Regions from separate parts of the Homo sapiens genome. Here region 1 is linked to region 2. The links are chromatin loops, found by intact Hi-C in ENCODE. Cell type or tissue: OCI-LY7. All regions are shown on one strand. Links, peaks and the distances in the headings refer to the core of each region. The heading gives the core; the rest is flanking DNA. Region 1 overlaps TMEM154 (transmembrane protein 154). Region 2 has its middle 16 kb from the start of MIR4453.

Region 1 (8,832 bases), core at 367-8,366, 110 kb before region 2:
TGATGAGCTGGTCTTGAGTTCCTTTCCTGCTTTACATTTGCTACTTCCTGCTTCCCACCGTGAGCCCTATAATACAGCCACTTGAGTGTGCCAAGCTCTGTTGGGCCACTGAGTCTTTCTGTATGCTGTGCCCTCAACTGTAATGCCTTTCTCTTCCCTCTTTGCTTGAAGAACTCCCAAGGTTCAACTGACTGGTCCATTCCCCTGCATCAAATACCTGAGTACCCCTTAGCCCCGAATGCAATGAATGTCTTCCTCTCCCATGTACTCATGAGACTTTGTATACAAACACATGATGGCTTTTATTAATCTGTATTATAATTACCGATTTGCATGCCATCGTCCCTACTTAACAGCCACTTCCCTGGGAGGCAGAAGCTGGTCTCATTCACCTGCACTTGCCAAATGGCCACTTAGAATGGCCACTTGCACGTTAATAGGCACACAACAAAAGTGTAGTGGCTGACTCAATGAATGCATAAACATGAAATTTATCAAATGCCCCAAGATTTACTTGTATATATGAGGAGATTGTAATCATTTAAATAATAAAATCAAAATATATCAATACTTGGATAAATGTTATTTTTAGTTAACCCAGTTTTATAATTTTATTCCAGAATATTAGCTAACTATCCCAAATCTTTTATTTATTTAGTTATTTTATTTTATTTTTATTTTTTTGAGATGGAGTCTTACTCTGTTGCCCAGGCTGGAGTGTAGTGGTGCAATCTCTGCTCCTGCAACCTCCGGCTCCCGGGTTCAAGCGATTCTCCTGCCTCAGCCTCCCGAGTAGCTGGGATTACAGGCACCTGCCACCAAGCCCAGCTAATTTTTTTGTATTTTCAGTAGAGATGGTGTTTTACCATGTTGACCAGGCTGGTCTCAAACTCCTGACCTCAAGTAATCCGCCCACTTTGGCCTCCCAAAGTGCTGGGATTACAGATTACAGGCGTGAGCCACCGCACCCGGCCTCCCAAATCTTTTAATGTATGAACAGTTCACCTCTGTCCCTTCAAACCAAAACAATTATTGCACTCTGCCCCCGCCAGCCTTCCTGGAGAAAATACTATGTAGCTGCGGAGAAAACATTTTTACCCACCTTCTGAAAATATGAACACAAGTTCAGACCCAGAAAAATACACAATAAGTGGCAAAATTATTTACAGAAAGGATACACAGTTACAAGCATTTTGGGGAGACATTTGAAAGGAAAACAAAGGAAATACAAGTTCCATGGATACTTAACTTCAAGCCAGTAAGAGCTGATTTGATAACTTTAAAAATAACTAAACTTTGTGTAACATAAAACTCATGGGAAAATCTACTCCAGTTGTTGAGGAAAACACAGAAATATTTCCTGAGTAATTAAAGAAGGTGGTTAAAAGAAGAGTTACCTAACAGAACAGTATTCTGGTAGTTGTTCTGGCTTCTTTTCCTTAAAACCAATAAATCTAGTTTGTTTCTGAATTTTTTCTATGTTTCATATGAGTTAAAACCATCGTTGTTATTTTCTACTTCACACTACACTGTAATTTTCAGAAACGGGATTCCAATGGTTGCCAAGGTTTGCTGACATATTGTAATTATTCCCTGACAACACTAAATGCATTCATTTAAAAATTGATTTATTCTTTTCTAAGACTTATACTTGTTTGCTTATTTGTTTATGATTAAGATTGCCACATTTAACAAATAAAAATATAGGACAACCAGTTAAATGTGAATTTCAGATAAGCAATGCTTTCCTTTAGTATAAGGATGTCCTTTACAATTTAGTATAAGTATGTCCTTTACAATTTAGTATAAGTATTTAGTACAAATATTACATGGGACATGTAACTAAAAATGTTTCATTGTTTATCTGATACTCAAATTTAACTAGGCATCCTGTATTTTACCTAGTAATTTTATTTCGGATTGTGATTATCTTTTATCAGGCAAAGACCATCTCTGTGTTGGTTCTGGTTCATCACTAACATCATAGACATGTTGGTTATGTACAGCTACGTATTAGAATAATATTTAGGCTGAGTCCTAGATCAACCATTCAAATAAAAAGAGACCATTTCTGAAAAAAAATACTGATAATTACATAGAATAAAACCAGGAATTCAAGAGCAGATCAACTTTTAAAAAATCTGTGAATGTAATCACGTTAAAAACTAAGTTAGGAAAAAATAATAAGTTTGTATTAATAAATGCACAAGAGAGGTTGACAAAGAGAGTGAGACTAGCACCAAATCGATAGCTCCAGCCACGATAGGAAAATTCAGAGTGCTTGAGCCTAGAAGACTGTTCAGGATGGAAGGGTAGGATTGATTCTCTTTGAAGGTGAAATAGGACCAGAAGCCCAGTTGCTTTAGGGATCTGTTCGGGGCTTAGCTGATCCAAGGAAATGCGACCCACGATTCTTCAAAACCTCAGCAACTTGTTTCCTTCTTCAGCCTCTTGTAGGAAAGCATCAAACGCTGTTGCTCCTGTGCTCCTGCTTAGGCTGGCGATGGGGACTCTGGTGCATATCCTCTCCCTGTTGTTCCTCCTTCACTCTTGGTGGCGACCAAGCCCCTGGGGTGGCAGCCCACAGCGTTCCCTGGTTTCCTATCTTTAACTTATCACAAGCACCCACCTACCAGTTGTTGTTTTGTTTGTCTCTGTCTTCCAGTTTTTCTCTCTGGCAATGCTGAGCTTGTGCTGAGCCGAGCAAGGAGTGGGATGCGCATGTACCCCATGAAAGAGCTCTTCACCTATGGAATGGGGTGGCGGTGTCTTCCCACCCTGCCTCAGAGGCCAGGGAGACGGCAGATGTCTTGAGGCAAGGGCATGGCTGGGAGTATCTGTTTTCAAGTTACTCTTTTCAATTATAATTTTGAAATTGGCCCTTGAAAAGAAGAAATATAATAAAATAAGTAGAAATATAGTAAAATTGGGAAAGTATTCAGTTTGGCAATAACGATCATTTAATAATCCTTTTTTTTTTTTCATTTCAAAGCACTTTCATGTTGCTTATCTCATTGATGGTACGAAGAACTTTTTGAAGGTTTTAAAATATATTTGTGTTCTGTCTCCTAAAAATACGCATTCTTTAAAACTGCCAGGTGCTACAGGTTACTGTAGGATTCCAGTGTATAAAAAGGTAGTCAGGCGGTCAAAAATGCAGCTTCCCCAAGTGAGTGACTTCAAACCAGAAACAGCCTTGGGGCCTGAGCAAATCTGATTAAATGTGAGCAAGCTTCCTCTTAAAAAGACATCAAAATAAAAGTTTCAAATGAAAAAGACATTGGAACATTGTGGGTCTCCCCACTGTGAAACATGTTTTAATCTGATAGTAAATTACAGTTGCAGGTGTGCTTCTCAATTCAAGGAGGTAAAAATACAACAAACCCTAACGAGTAATTTCCCAGAGCAGACTACTGGCTGAAAGTGTTTTACCAGACAACCTCCTCAAAACCAGAAAAAAGAATCCTTTCTTTATGTTCTTTCGATGCAAGGCATCATCACCTCTAGTTATCTGGTGGCTGAAGAGAAAAAGTGTACAAAACACAGGCATTGCTTGATGATCTCAAATACCTTTCTGCACTTACAAGCTGCCATTAATCTTCAATGCTTCTGCCTTGTATCTGTTCAACCACCTATTTACTCTGTCCATAACTTCTTCAAGTAAATTAGTCAGAAAAAACATATTAGGTGAAGGCTTTCACTTAATAAAATTGGCAAATATGTAGAACAACTGAGCTTATAAGAAAACAGCAATCCCTCCTCTTCTCGAGTCCTGCTCCCAGAGAGAATCAAGTCACCTGACCTTTACGTGGGGGCAAATGCATGAACCACCCTCATTGCTCCTGACAAAAAAAAAACTATAAACATGAAGTCTCATTATTTAGGATGCATAAGTTGTTATTAAGCAATTCCTCCATTCCCTTGTATGTTCGAAAAATTTAGATAGCTTTTTGAAGGAAAACCACTTTAGATTTGTCTTTCTTTGTGACTAGAGATACACCGTGTATGTATGACAGAAAGGAAGTTGTTAGGGGAAGGAGGAGATCAGACTCTGGAGAAAAAGGTGAGAGCGTGACTGGCAATTTCACCACAGGCCCACCAGGCCTATTGGACATTTCCTTCAGTCATTCCTTCCACACACAGCAGATGGGGTTGCAGGTGCTGGGGATACGTACAAAACAGTGAAGGAGACAGATGGCAGAGAAGTACACAAATGAAGTAATTCCAGATAATAAATAATAAGTTAGTACCGTTTGGAAATGAACTAGAGAAAAGTAAAGTGCAGAGCACTTCAGAGCAGCATCTGTAGTCCATGAGCATCGGTGTCCTCGTAGCACTGTCTGCAGTCCATGAGCAATGGTGTCCCATCACCACCATCTATAGTCTGAGCATTGGTGTCCCAGCGCCACTGTCTGTGGTCCATGAGCAACAGTGTCCCAGTGGTGTCATCCATCCACTTGGAGTTAGTGTCTCCATGCAAACACAATCAGCCTCCCATAGCCAGGTTGTGTCCTGAAGAGTCTGGCATGGTTATTCTCATTTTAGTCCCATTCTGTCCCTGACCACATCACAATCAGATTCCACAGATGCTGAACAATTGATTTTTAAAAAGAGATCAACTGAAGAGTTAAACTGTTTAATGGTGCATACTCCAAAATGCAAATTCTGGTAGGACTTGGTGGCTCATACCTGTAATCCTGGCACTTTGAGAGGCTGAAGCAGGAGGATTGCTTGAGCCCAGTAATTTGAGACCAGCCTGGGTAACAAAGTGAGACTCCCTGTCTCTACAAAATTTAATTTTGTTCCCAAAGGCTTCTGTGGAGGGTTGTCTAATCACATTTAAAACTAATGACTGTCTTCACGAACAATGGCAAATTAAAATAAAGTCCACTCAGTTATTATTTAACTCAGTCATTCTCAACCTAACATACATACTTACTAGAGTTATTTGGGGAGCTTTTAAGAAATACTGTTACCCAGGCCACGCCCCCAGATAGTCTCAAATAACTAATTTGGTTAGGGCTTGAAAACTTCCCAGGTGACGCTGATGCACAGCAAATGTGGAGAACAACAACAGGTGTGACTGATAATTAGCCACAACTAAATGAGATTGTTTGAGCAACTTCAACCAGTATGCCCTGCAGACCAGCAGCATCAGCACAACCTGATTACTTGTTGAAAATGCAAATTCTGGTAGGACTTGGTGGCTCATGCCTGTAATCCTGGCACTTTGGGAGGCTGAAGCAGGATCGCTTGAGCCCAGTAGTTGGAGACCAGCCTGGGTAACAAAGTGAGACTCCCTGTTTCTACAGAAAATGCAAAAATTAGTCAGGCGTGGTGGCGCACGTCTGTAGTCCCACCTACTTGGTGGGCTGAGGTGGGAGGTTTGCTTGAGCCCAGGAGTGCAAGGCTGCAGTGAGCCATGTTCATACCACTGCACTCCAGGCTGGGCAACCAAGTGAGACCCTGTCTCAAAAAAAAAAAAAAAAAGCAAATTCTTGGGCCCCCTCCCAGACCTATTACATCAGAAACTGTAAGACTACGCCCAACAATCTGTGTTTTAAGAAGGGCTGTAGGTGTTTCCAATACACACTAAGGTTTGAGGACCGCTGTCTTAAAGCACCAATTAAAGCTATTGCTGATAGCTCTTCTATTAGCCATAACATTTTCTGGATATGCAGGGTTTAAACCCTGGCATGCATCTCTCTAATTCAGGCTTATTCAGGAAGGTGTGATTGTCACAGCCCTCTCTCATATCCTAGCTAGACTCTTCCAGGTTCTTGAGACTTCAGTGATGATTTTTAAGCTATTGTATTCTGGTGATAGAGTTGGCAGCTGCTAGGCAAGCCTTTGGCATCCAACTCCTTGACCTCTAATTTTTCTCAAATTCACCGAGGACCATAGAGAACAAGACAGGGAATGATCTGGTGTGGCTCAGGGGAGGCCAGAAGTGGGCAGGGTCTAGAGAAGTGAGACACAACTTCAGCTGCGTCCTGGAGCCACAAGGAGAACTGTAAAAATTATTGAGACCTGGGTTCTACCCCTAAATATTTAGATTGATCGATATTTAGAACAGGGTCTTGCTCGATTACCCAGGCTAGAGTGCACTGGTGTGATCATAGCTCATTCAGCCTTGGACTGGACTCAAGTGATCCTCCTGCTTCGTTCTCCCTAGAAGCTGCACCCTCAGGTATTTTGATGTAACTGAGTTTGGGGTATGGTGTGGGCATCAGGTTATTGAAAGATGCCTCAGTGATTCTATGGGCAGACTAGGCTGAGAACCACTGGAAGACTTCCTGGTTTGTTTTTCTCTCCTTCTTCTAATGCTAATCAGGCTCTTCATTATATACAGGAGAATGAAAAGGAGTCAGGCTTTTGGGTGTGATTTCTTGATCATCCTGAAATTCAAACATGTCAGTTACTCCACAACGCAGGGAAGAGTTTGAGGGCTTGACATCTGACATGTTTTCTTTCATTTTACCATCTTAACTATAAAATTGTTTAAATAATTTGCACATGGAGTTCACATAATTGACAAATGAAAGAATGGGGCATCTGACTGTGGTCCAACATACTTCATGACATCCTGAGTTTAGTAGCATTCTCTTGTCATTGTTTTATTTCACATTGTATTACTAATGTGACAGTCTTTCAGTAAGTTTATAATACTTTCTTCTTCTAACTTTAAAAGCTAGAGCTTGGTTGCAGTTTTATAACATATTTTTGTGTTTATTAATTAAGCTTTAAAAAAATTTTACTTTAAATTCCAGTGTGCAGGTTTGTTACATAGGTATATGTGTGCCATGGCGGTTTGCTACACCTATCAACCCATCATATAGGTTTTAAGCCCTGCATGTATTAGGTATTTGTCCTAATGCTCTCCCTCCCCTTGTACCCCCCCGCCACGACAGGCCCCAGTGTGTGTTGTTCCCCTCCCTGTGTCCATGTATTGTCATTGTTCAACTCCCACTTATGAGTGAGAACATGTGGTGTTTGGTTTTCTGTTCCTGTGTTAGTTTGCTGCGAATGATGGCTTCCAGTTTCATCCATGTCCTTGCAAAGGGCCTGATCTCATTCTTTTTTATGGTTGCATAGTATTCCACGGTGTATATGTACCACATTTTCTTTATCCAGTCTATCATTGATGGGCATTTGGGTTGGTTCCATGTCTTTGCTATTGTAAACAGTGCACGTATGTGTTGGTTGCACATTTGTTTCACTTTCAGAAAAAGAGAAGTTAGCTAGTTTGCTTCCTGGAGAAGCAGAGTCATTTCCATTTAGTGATAATGCCCTGAGCAGGGATAATGGGGACACTGTGCTGCCCAGCTGTTGGGGCTGCCAGGCGTTACCTCAAACATTTCTTCCCATTTACAAGGATTTCCCCATACATCCTCACCAGATGTGTGAAAGATGAATCCCAGATGTGTCTGCGTGAATATTGTCAATAAGTATTTGTAAGTGACTCTGTACACTGTGCAGTTTATTATCAAGTGATCTTAAGATTTTTGGATAAACAATAAAGTGAAGTATTGCAGCTTAGTTTCATCATTCACATGACTGACCACTTCCATTATCTCTTTAAAATGCTACATTATCTGACCAGAGAGAAAGAGAACTGGTGAAACGGAGAGAGACTTCCTGGGAGAGTTTGTGTTGCGGTCACTTGAGATGACTGTGACTTGGCCACCTAACAGCAGGGGCTTCTGCCAAATCTGCAGCTTATGAGGCTACCAGCCTCGGCCCTCACACCCAGTGATCTGGGAGTTTGGTCCCATGCAGGGCATGAAGCCACGCAAGACTGACCTTCACACACCTTTCTGCTTCTAACCTGTTGTGTTCCTTATTTCTTCTTTTCTATTCTTTTGCTTGTTAATGCCTCTCTCTTTGCCCTCTAACCCTGTGTCCTATTTCTGTCTTCTGTAGCTTTGCTAGTTTTACCTCTAGCCCCACCTCTTTTACCCTGAAATATGCCCAAATTTAGATAAGGAAGTAAAGTAGCAGTAAAATGAGGAAGTTATACCAGGCAGATTAACCTTCTGGGGAACAGCAGAGAAACAGGCAAGTACAGAGATGGGGGAAAGAGAACAGGTGATGGATGAAGAAAATAACAAAGACACAAATACCTGGCCCGTGTATGGTGCTTTATGGCTCCTAAAGCATTTTAACAGTTCTTATTTCATTTACTTTCATATGAACACTATGGGCTAGACAGAGCAGAAGGCCTACTTTTTTGGCTTTTAGGAAATGGAGAATTAGAGAGGGAGGGAATTCTTCCCAGGCCCCAAGGGTGCAGAGGGCAGCAGCCAGTCTCAAGCCTAGCTCTTCTGAATTCAAATCCTGTCTTCCTTCCACGATGCTATGGTTATGTCCTTGGAGTCCTGGAGCGCAGCACAGGGAAGTACCCCTGTGTGTTCTGGAGGGTTCACCTCCAGACTTATTTCCTGAAAGAGAGTTCTGCCTTCCTCCACAGTGGCTGGACTCCCAAAGTTGTAAAAGGTCACTTTCACCCAAGAAGCCCAGGATGCCGCCCGCAGGAAATCTCCATGGACGATTATGGGCCTTAGTCAGTGTTTCTTTAAACACAGTGGTTTTAGGGGGCCCCATGTCCACTGCATTAAGAGTGGCTGTTAACCCATAGGCCATGGGAGGGACACCTGTCATGTTTTGGGGGAAATCCCTTGAGCTGCCCTCCGCATCCATACTTTTGTGGCCTTTGGCACCTCCTCTGGTTTCCACCTTGTTGGTGTACACTTCTGATTTTCTTCCTAACTCTTACCTTGTCACCTTGGCAATCCACTCCTGGCTGCTGATCTGATTCTATGGCTCATCTTT
Region 2 (8,832 bases), core at 461-8,460:
AAGACTGTGTCTCAAAACAAACACACAAACAAAAAAACCTATAAAATTTCTAGAAGAAAACAGAGGGAAAAATCTCAGTGACTGGGGGTTTGACAAAGATTTCTTAAATATAACACAAAAAGCTTGGACTATAAAAGAAAGAAAATCAATCAATTGGGCTTCATAAAATTAAAATACAAATTAAAACCACAGGGAGATACCATCACACGCCTGATAGAATGGATAATAGTAAAAAGACTGACCAAACTAAGCATTGATGAGAATGTGGAATTCTCATGTACTGCTGGTGGGCATGTAAAATGACACTCTGAAGAATGGTTGAACCATTTCTTTACAAATTACATACATACCTGCCAAATGTAAATGTATATGAATACTTATGCAGCCATTCAACCCTTAGGTTTTTCTCTCAAGAAAAACGAAAGCGAAAGTCGAAACAAACATGAGTCCACAAATGTTCCTAGTAGCTTTATTTGTAATAGCCCCAAACTGGAAACAACTCAAATATCCATCAACAGGTGAACAGAAAAACAAATTGTGATAGACCCACACAATGGAACTCAGCAATTAAAAAAAAAACAATCGTTGATACAGGAGGGAAAGAAACCAACTCAAAATAATTACGCTAAGTGAAAAAATCCAGACCAAAAAGATTTGTCTAATTATTTCCTTGTGATGGTGTTTAACTTACACCTCTATGTTTTGGAAGTTAGGCCTAAAGGCTTGATTTATTTTTGGCAAGAATACTTCCTAGATCATGCTGGGTCCTTCGTATTGTATCACATGAGGAGGTAAATAGGCTGTTTCACTGGGTGATGCTAAATTTGACTGTGTGTTTAAGGTGGTGATTGCTAGATCTCTTTCCTATGAAGGTATATTTTTTCCTTAGCAATTAGCAAGCAATCTGTGTGCTGTGCTTTAACCACAAGTGAATATCTTGTTTGGCATTTACTTTTTCCTAACAGTTTTAGTGTCCATTGGTAATCCTTGCCTAAATTGATTATTCCATTGTTTGTTTGTTTGTTTGTTTGTTTTAAAAAAGGATTGATTTTAAACATTCTGTTATTTCTTCTCGATGCATTAGCTGTTTTCTTCTTAGGCAATTGAAACCGAAAAGTTTTTGAATGGAACAACTTTTTCATGTTTGATTCCCTTGACAAATTCATATTTGCTTCTTATGGCTCCACTCAATTAACCTCTCTTCTCAAATTCTAATAATTTCCTTCTCCTTCCTAACTTCCTAGTCACAGAGGCTGTTTTCAAACTATATTGCAAATATCACTTTTTTTCATTCACTCATTCGTTCTAAATTTTTTTTGTGTCCATACTATGTCTTAGGCACTGTTCTGGGTATAAGGATGTATTATAGTGGCAAATAAATCAGATGAAGTCCCTGGCCTATATTCTAGTGGAAGTGGAGAGACAGATAAGAAAATAAATATAAATATTGGCTAGGCGCGGTGGCTCACGCCTATAATCCCAGCTCTTTGGGAGGCCAAGGCAAGTGGATTACTTGAGGTCAGGAGTTTGAGACCAGCCTGGGCAACATGGTGAAACCTTGTCTCTACCACAAATACAAAAAATTAGCCAGGCATGGTGGTGCGCACCTGTGGTTCCAGCTACTCAGGAGGCTGAGGTGGGAGGATTGCTTGAGCTCAGGAAGCAGATGTTGCAGTGAGCCAAGATCACACCACTGCACTGCGCTCCAGCCTGGGCAACAGCGCCAGACCCTGTCTCAGAAAAAAAAAAAAAAAAAAAGAGAGAAAGAAAGACAAAGAAAAGAAATAGAAATATAATAGAATGACAGGTAGAAGTAAAAGAAAGCAGCTGAAGAGGACGGGCAATGATGAGGAAAGGTGATGAAGCTATTTTAGACAGGAAGTCATTGGAACATGTATAGCTGACAGCCATCAGTGCCCTGCCCACATCCCCCAGGTCCTTTGGGATGATCTAGTATAAGCCAGTGTTACTGGAAGCATCTGTGACTCTCTGCCTGTGGCCCAAGGGCTTCTTTCTGTCTCTGTGGCAGGTCCATGCTGGGGGAACAGCTCTTACCCAAGGGCAAATGGGAGTTGAAAGACAAACACCCCAGCTTTCCTGCCCCCCGCTGGGTGGGAAAATTTTGATGTGTATTCCACATCTCCCAGAGGTTTTTGGTGGGACTGAGCCCCAATTGTTCTCAGTGGGTAACTTGGCGATTAAATATTCTGCTGGCCTCTTTCCTTTGCTGGCTCAAGTCTTCACTACTCTACTAGTTCTTCCTGGTACATTTTACACTTCAAACATACCACTTGTACTCAAATCCTTAGTTTTGGAGGAACCTAGCCTAAGTCAGGAAGTCTTAGGAATGGCCCAAGGCAGAAGACCCTCAGAATGAGATTCTAGCATTGGGTCACTTGCTGGCCAACAAAGAGCAGGTCAACAAAAACCCCATCACTGTTAGTAAGTGGGGCAGTGATGATCTCTGGAGTGCTATAGCATCACTATTACTAAGAGTCTTGCCTGTGATTAACTGCGGTAGTGTGTAGGTGGCGGGGAAATGCACTGGCTGATAGAGTAGCTCTTGAACTGAAAGATACAGGGACAATGATAATTATGAGAACTGTGGAGCTGGTTGCTTGTTGTTAACTGCTAGAGAAGCCACAAAGGAAGGAAATAGCAGGCTCAGGTGAGGTAATCATTGACTTAGAGCATGGGTTAAAAGCCAGAAATCTTTCATGGCATCATTTAAAGGGAGTCTCATCTGTAGACAGAGGGTAGAATGAGCTGAAGAATAAGACCCCAAGTTTGATCTTAAATACAACAGAGCTAAAAAGGAGACTGAGTTCACAGCCCACCAGCTTTCTTTCTTTCTCTTTCTTTTCTTCTTTCTTTCCTTCTTTCTTTCTTTTTCTTTCTTTCTCTTTCTTTCTTTCTTTCTCTCTCTCTCTCTCGCTCTCTTTCTTTCTCTTTCTTTCTTTCTTTCTTTCTTTCTTTCTTTCTTTCTTTCTTTCTTTCTTTTTTTTCAGGGTCTCACTTTGCCACCTAGGCTGGAGAGCAGTGGTGCGAACATGCCTCACTGCAGCCTCAACCTCCTGGGCTCAAGTGATCTATCTACTCTCACCTCAGGCCTCCAAGTAGCTGGGACTATAGGCATGCACCACCATGCTCAGCTGATTTTTTTTTTTTTTCATAGAGACGAGGTTTCACCATGTTTCCCAAGCTAGTCTCCAACTCCTGGCTCAAGCAGTCCACCCACCTCAGCCTCCTAAAGTGTTTGGATTACAGGTATGAGCCACTGTGCCCAGCCCCCAAATTTCTAATGCTAAAGCAAGGGACCTGAAAAAGGAGAGGGGCCCTGAGAGTTCCGATGGAGATATTTGGGTAGATGGGCTCAAGGACCTTAAAACCCCAGATTCCTCTTAAAACTGAGAGTGAGAATACTCTGGAGCCTTTCTCCTTGCTAGGAGAAATCAGACTTCTGGTGCTCGGAGACTATGCCAAGGCCTCACGTAGCAAGGGCAAATGCCTTGCAGGATGATGCTTGTCTCTAAGATCCATCCCTACCTCTCTTCATTTCTTCTAGACCAATAATGAGAAATCTTATTATGAGCCAAGCGAGGAAATACTGTTATGTGAAGAAAGGGGTTATTCACCAAAAGCACTGCAAAACCTGGCAAATAGGTACTAGCAGGAAGTGGGAGAACTCTCCTGGAAATGAATCTTAAAGGTGCCAAATCAGGGAGGGCAGAATATAAGACTGAATAGTGGACAGTTTGTTAATACAGGTGTATTATTCAGTGACACGGGACTCACTATCCTGGTAGAATGCCCAGAACTGTACCTAATACATTGCAGAAACAGCTCCTTGAAACTTGAAAATAATGATCAGATGGAGATGCTGGAACTTCTTAGAAGAGAGATGAAGAAGAGGTCAGCAAGTTCAAAGAGATTAGAAGTAAGAATGCATTTTTTTTTTTTGAGACACGGTTTCACTCTGTCACCCAGGCTGGAGTGCAGTGGCACAATCTCAGCTCACTGCAGTCTTGACTTGCTGGGCTCAAGCGATCCTCCCACCTCAGCCCTCTGAGCAGTTGGGACTACAGGCATGCACTACCGTGCCCAGCTAAGTTTTGTATTTTTTGTAGAAATGGGGTTTTGCCATGTTGCTCAGACTGGTCTTGAACTTCTGGGCTCAAGCAATCTACCCACCTCAGCCTCCCAAATCCCAATCCCTCAGCTGGGATTACTGGTGTGAACCACGGCACCTGGCCAAGAATGCATTTACTATGTAACACCAGAGAACCCACCAGCCAACAATGTTCCCTGGGAGGTCCTAGAGGACACTCCCTTATTAAAGTGATAAGCAATATGCTAGTATATTCTGAGAAGCTCAGAACTGCTTGTCCTCTAGATCAAGATTGATGGTAAGAAATGCCCCAGAGTAAATGGGAATAACAGAATTCTAGCGGCCAGGTTGGTGGTACTAGACCATCAGAGGCCCTGGCAATATAATTATGGTTACGTGTATCAGCCTGAATAAGTTAGGAACCTAATATTGAGTAGGAAACAAGTGAATCCCAGCAGAACACATGAGTCATTCAGATTTTGAAAATATGCAAAATGCCTTTTGGCTCTCTGAGCAGCAAGAACAAGTGCCTCACGAAAGGCAGCAAAAGGGGAACCAAGAAGAAAGTGGTTGATCTATTTTCTTTTTTTTTATTTTTGAGACGCAGTCTTGCTCTGTCACCAGGCTGGAGTACAGTGGCGTGATCTTGGCACACTGCAACCTCTGCCCTCCGGGTTCAAGCGATTCTCCTGCCTCAGCCTCCCGAGTAGCTGAGACTACAGGTGAGCGCCACCATGCCCAGCTAATTTTTGTATTTTTAGTAGAGACGGGGTTTCACCACGTTGGCCTAGATGGTCTCGATCTCTTGACCTCGTGATCCACCCACCTTGGCCTCCCAAAGTGCTGGGATTACAGGCATGAGCCACCATGCCCGGCCTAGTTGATCTAGTTTCTAAGAAAGACTGGTATGATGTGAAAGCACCTGCTATGTTCAACATAAGAAATATTGGAAAGACACTAGTCACCAGCACTGAAGGAACCAAAATTGCATCAGATGGCCTCAAGGGTCGTGTGTTTGAAATGAGTCTTGCTGATCTGCAAAATTATGAAGTTGCATTTAGAAAATTCAAGCTGATTACTTAAGGTGTCCAGGAAAAACTGCCTAACTTCCATAGCATGGATCTTACCTGTGGCAGAATGTGTTCCATGGTCAAAAAATGGCAGACATGATTGAAGCTCATGTTGATGTCAAGACTACTGACGGTTACTTGCTTTGTCTATTCTGTACTGCTTTTACTAAAAAACATAACAATCAGATATGGAAGACCTCTTATGCTCAGCACAAACAGGTCTGCCAAATCTGGAAGAAGATGATGGAAATCATGACCCGAGAGGTACAGAGAAATGACTTGAAAGAAGTGGTCAATAAATTGATTCCAGACAGCATTGGAAAAGACATAGATAAGGCTTACCAATCTATTTATTCTCTCAATGATGTCTTCATTAGAAAAGTAAAAATGCTGAAGAAGACCAAGTTTGAATTGGGAAATCTCATGGAGCTTCATGGCGAAGGTAGCAGTTCTGGAAAAGCTACTGGAGAAGAGACAGGTTCTAAAGTTGAATGAGCTGATGGATATGAACCACCAGTCCAAGAGTGTGTTTAACACTCAGACATTTAAAATGGCAAATAAAAAGTCCTATTTGTGAAAAAAAACATGGAAAATGAAAATTTGTGTGTGTGTGTGTGTGTGTGTGTGTATCACAGGTGGGTGAGCACAAAACTAGAATAATGGTTACTTCTGGGAAAAAAGGGAAGAAAATGGGGCTAGAGAGATGTATGCAGGGACTGCTAAGGTACTGGCAATATTCTCTTTCTCAAGCCAGCTGGTGAGTACACAGGTGTTCAGTTTATTATTATTCTCCATACACATGAATAATGGTTTTTTGAACATACTTAATATTTAACAAAAAATAATGTAAGAAGTAGAGCCTAACCATAGTTCTCTATGTTTTTGACTCACAGTAGAGAGTAGTAAAAGGAACATGAGTTCCTTTGGCATTAAGTAGATCCAAATTCAAGCCACAAAGCTGTATAACTTCCGGGATGTTACAGTCTCTTAGTAATAGGTTTCTCACCAGTAAAATGGTTTTGGTAATAGTTACCCAGCAGGGTCATAGTAAGGATTAAATGAGACAATTTACATAAGTTTTATAGTCAGTGCCTGGCACCTATCAGGCGCTTAAAAATAATAGTTGCTATTCTATAACTTTGTCCATGCTTCCCATTTTTTCCCCCTTTTAGAAAGCTTTCATTTTCGTCATTTAACTTCATTCAATTTAATGATTTCCTGCAAGCAAAGCATTATGTGGGTGGGCTATACTTTAATGTGTGGGTTTTTTTTTTTTTTTTGGTATTTTAAGTCAGTTTTCAAAATGTCATTATCTCATCTGATTCTCAATTTCAATCCTCAGTGCCTAGCACAGGTTGGAACATGGAAGGAGACCAATAAATCTAAGCGAATTAGTGAATGTAATAGGTAGGTGTTAGGGGCTGAATTGAATTCTCCTAAAATTAATATGTTGAAGTGCTAACCCCCAGTTGTTCAAAATGTAACTGTATATAGTGATAAGGTCTGTAAAGAGGTGATTAAGTTAAAATGAGGCCGTGGGGTGGGGCTAATCCAAGATGACTGATATCTTTATAAAGGGAAGAAACAGGAATGCACACACATATACACTAAGGGCCATTTCAAGACAGGGAGAAGGTGGACATCTGCAAGCCAAGGAGAGAGACCTCAGAGAAACCAAACCTTCCAGCACCTTGATCTTGGACTTCCAGCCTCCAGAACTGTAAGACAATAAATTTCTGTTGTTTTAAACCACTTAGCCCATGGTATTTTGTTACAACAGCCCTGGGAAGCTAATACAGTAGGGCAAGTATAATTATCCCCAATTTACAAATGTCTAAACTGAATCTCAAGGGTTGTTGTACAGTTACATGAACAGTAAATGGGCAGAATTGGTATTTGAATCTAGGTGCCAAATTCTCGTTGTTTCCACTACAGTCTCCTTCTTGTCAAACTGTGCTATATCAAGATGCATCAATCTGTATGAACTTGATTTTTTAAATTAAATTATTTTAATCAAAGTAATACAGGGGAAAATAAGACTTTCTTACAGTAAAGAAAACCAAGTATCACCTGTCTTTCCCTTCATTTGCCATGGCTTCCTTAGAGCAACCATTTTCCACTCTTTTAGGTGTTTTTTCCTTTAGTATTTGCATCTAACTAACATGCATATACATATGTGTCATAATTTTTGAAATCAAGACATCACCTATTAATTTCCTAAAATTAAAGATGAGTCTTTAATGATCTTAAAACTCATGCATACCCCCATTGTCCCCCTCCCTTCATTTTAATATACTTTTATCACAATATTGATAACTTTTACTTCCATTTTGTCTTAGTTTTCTCCAGGTTAATTTTCTTTTTAACTTTTACGTTAGACTTTCCTCAAACATGTGGTGATCCTTAGTTGCTCATTCATGCTTAAGAGAAAGCCTGCTTTCTGCTTTACCCTGTGTCTTGAGAGGCAATTAGTGACTTCAATTTCTGTCATTTTTCTGGGGTTCTGCATCAAGGATCAGCCTGTTAGTGCTGGACACTGGTGCAGGAACATAGGTTTTAGCTTTTTTTTCTCTAAGTCAGTCATTCCTTGTTCAAGTACTTTCTATCTTCTAGAATTTCCTGACAATTCTTTTCTGCTGCCATCATGTCTTCTGTTCTCTTTGTATTTTTTTGTACCATTTTCATTCCTTTACTGTTATCTTAGGGGGTTTTAGGAAGAAGTGGAAATACAGGTTTATAGCCAAGAGTTTACATTTAAAATTTTGACTTCTCTTTTTATTATTAGTCAATAAATATTGGTTAGTATCAACTCAATTTAAATGAATAAAAATATCATTGGATAACTATTTTTCCAGTTGCCTCTGCCAAACTTTCTTTTACACTGAAAACCTCAGTTTGTATTGTTAGTAATGAGTAATATAATAGTTCAAACTTAAGTGTGACTTAAATAAAATTTTTGTGCTTAAAGCGAGGTAAGGAGGGTGTCCATGGCATCACTTTAGTGATGTTCCTGCTAAATACAAACACACTGATATTGAGGGATATCCCACTGGGGAAGGATCTGGGTGGTGTGAGTTCCATAGCAGGACAAGGAGGGCTTATGAGTGGAGGACAGACTGCTATATGGTGGCAGAGCCTGAGCAGGGGAGTAGAGATCCATGCAGTAGGGTGACCTGACCCAGGGTACCAGATCTCAAGCAAGGTAAAGAGGGCATCCACACTGTGGGGTGTCCTGGGTGAGCTACCAGAGCACAAGTCGAGTGAAGGGAGTGTCTACATGTGGGGATGGCCTGGCACAAGGGTCAGGGCACAGACTGAGGAGGACAGCGACACTGGGGAGGGAGCAGTGGCAGTAATGCGAGTTTGGTTAATGTACCAGGGGATGGATCAAACAAATAAATATATTAAGGCTCATGGGAGTCCAGTTTCTCACTTTGAAAGGAGTCATAAATATGGAAAGGGAGAAAGTTGGAATAATCCCTGAGGTATTGAATTAGAATTAGAATATCGGTGTGAACTCATAGAATGCAATGTTTCTGTATCCATATTACATCAACGTCAATGTTGTCATGTATAGAGGTAAATGTGTATGTGAGTGTGTGTGTGTTCCCTAGTGCTGTCCACTGAGAGAGCCTGAGAGCTGTCCACTGAGAG

Evidence for each region. Hi-C counts contacts between places; a loop is a spot of excess contacts. Peaks named below come from ENCODE experiments on the same cell type or tissue, not always from the same donor. Only the 100,000 strongest peaks of a DNase experiment are listed, where the experiment ranks them.
Region 1: a loop joins it to region 2, with 2.8 times the contacts of the local background. A loop is called at or near these places in 2 of 110 quality-filtered maps.

Annotation. Positions count from the first base shown.
Region 1 is chr4:152,662,447-152,671,278 of GRCh38, reverse strand. All of the region lies in intron 1 of TMEM154 (transmembrane protein 154), which reads left to right. Among named protein-coding and RNA genes, the nearest start is that of TMEM154, 13 kb to the left of the region's middle. RefSeq lists a silencer at 5,291-5,350 and enhancers at 7,446-7,525, 7,616-7,685. In OCI-LY7, for the core only: CTCF peaks have their summits at 3,978 and 4,177; DNase peaks (open chromatin) are centred at 4,108, 5,048, 5,398, 7,958 and 3 weaker places; H3K4me3 peaks cover 7,660 bases; H3K27ac peaks cover 7,565 bases.
Region 2 is chr4:152,548,157-152,556,988 of GRCh38, reverse strand. It overlaps the pseudogene RPS3AP18. Among named protein-coding and RNA genes, the nearest start is that of MIR4453, 16 kb to the right of the region's middle. RefSeq lists enhancers at 2,195-2,344, 4,579-4,788. In OCI-LY7, for the core only: no CTCF peak of the experiment used is centred there; DNase peaks (open chromatin) are centred at 818, 2,578, 4,628, 6,122 and 1 weaker place; H3K4me3 peaks cover 3,058 bases; H3K27ac peaks cover 4,363 bases.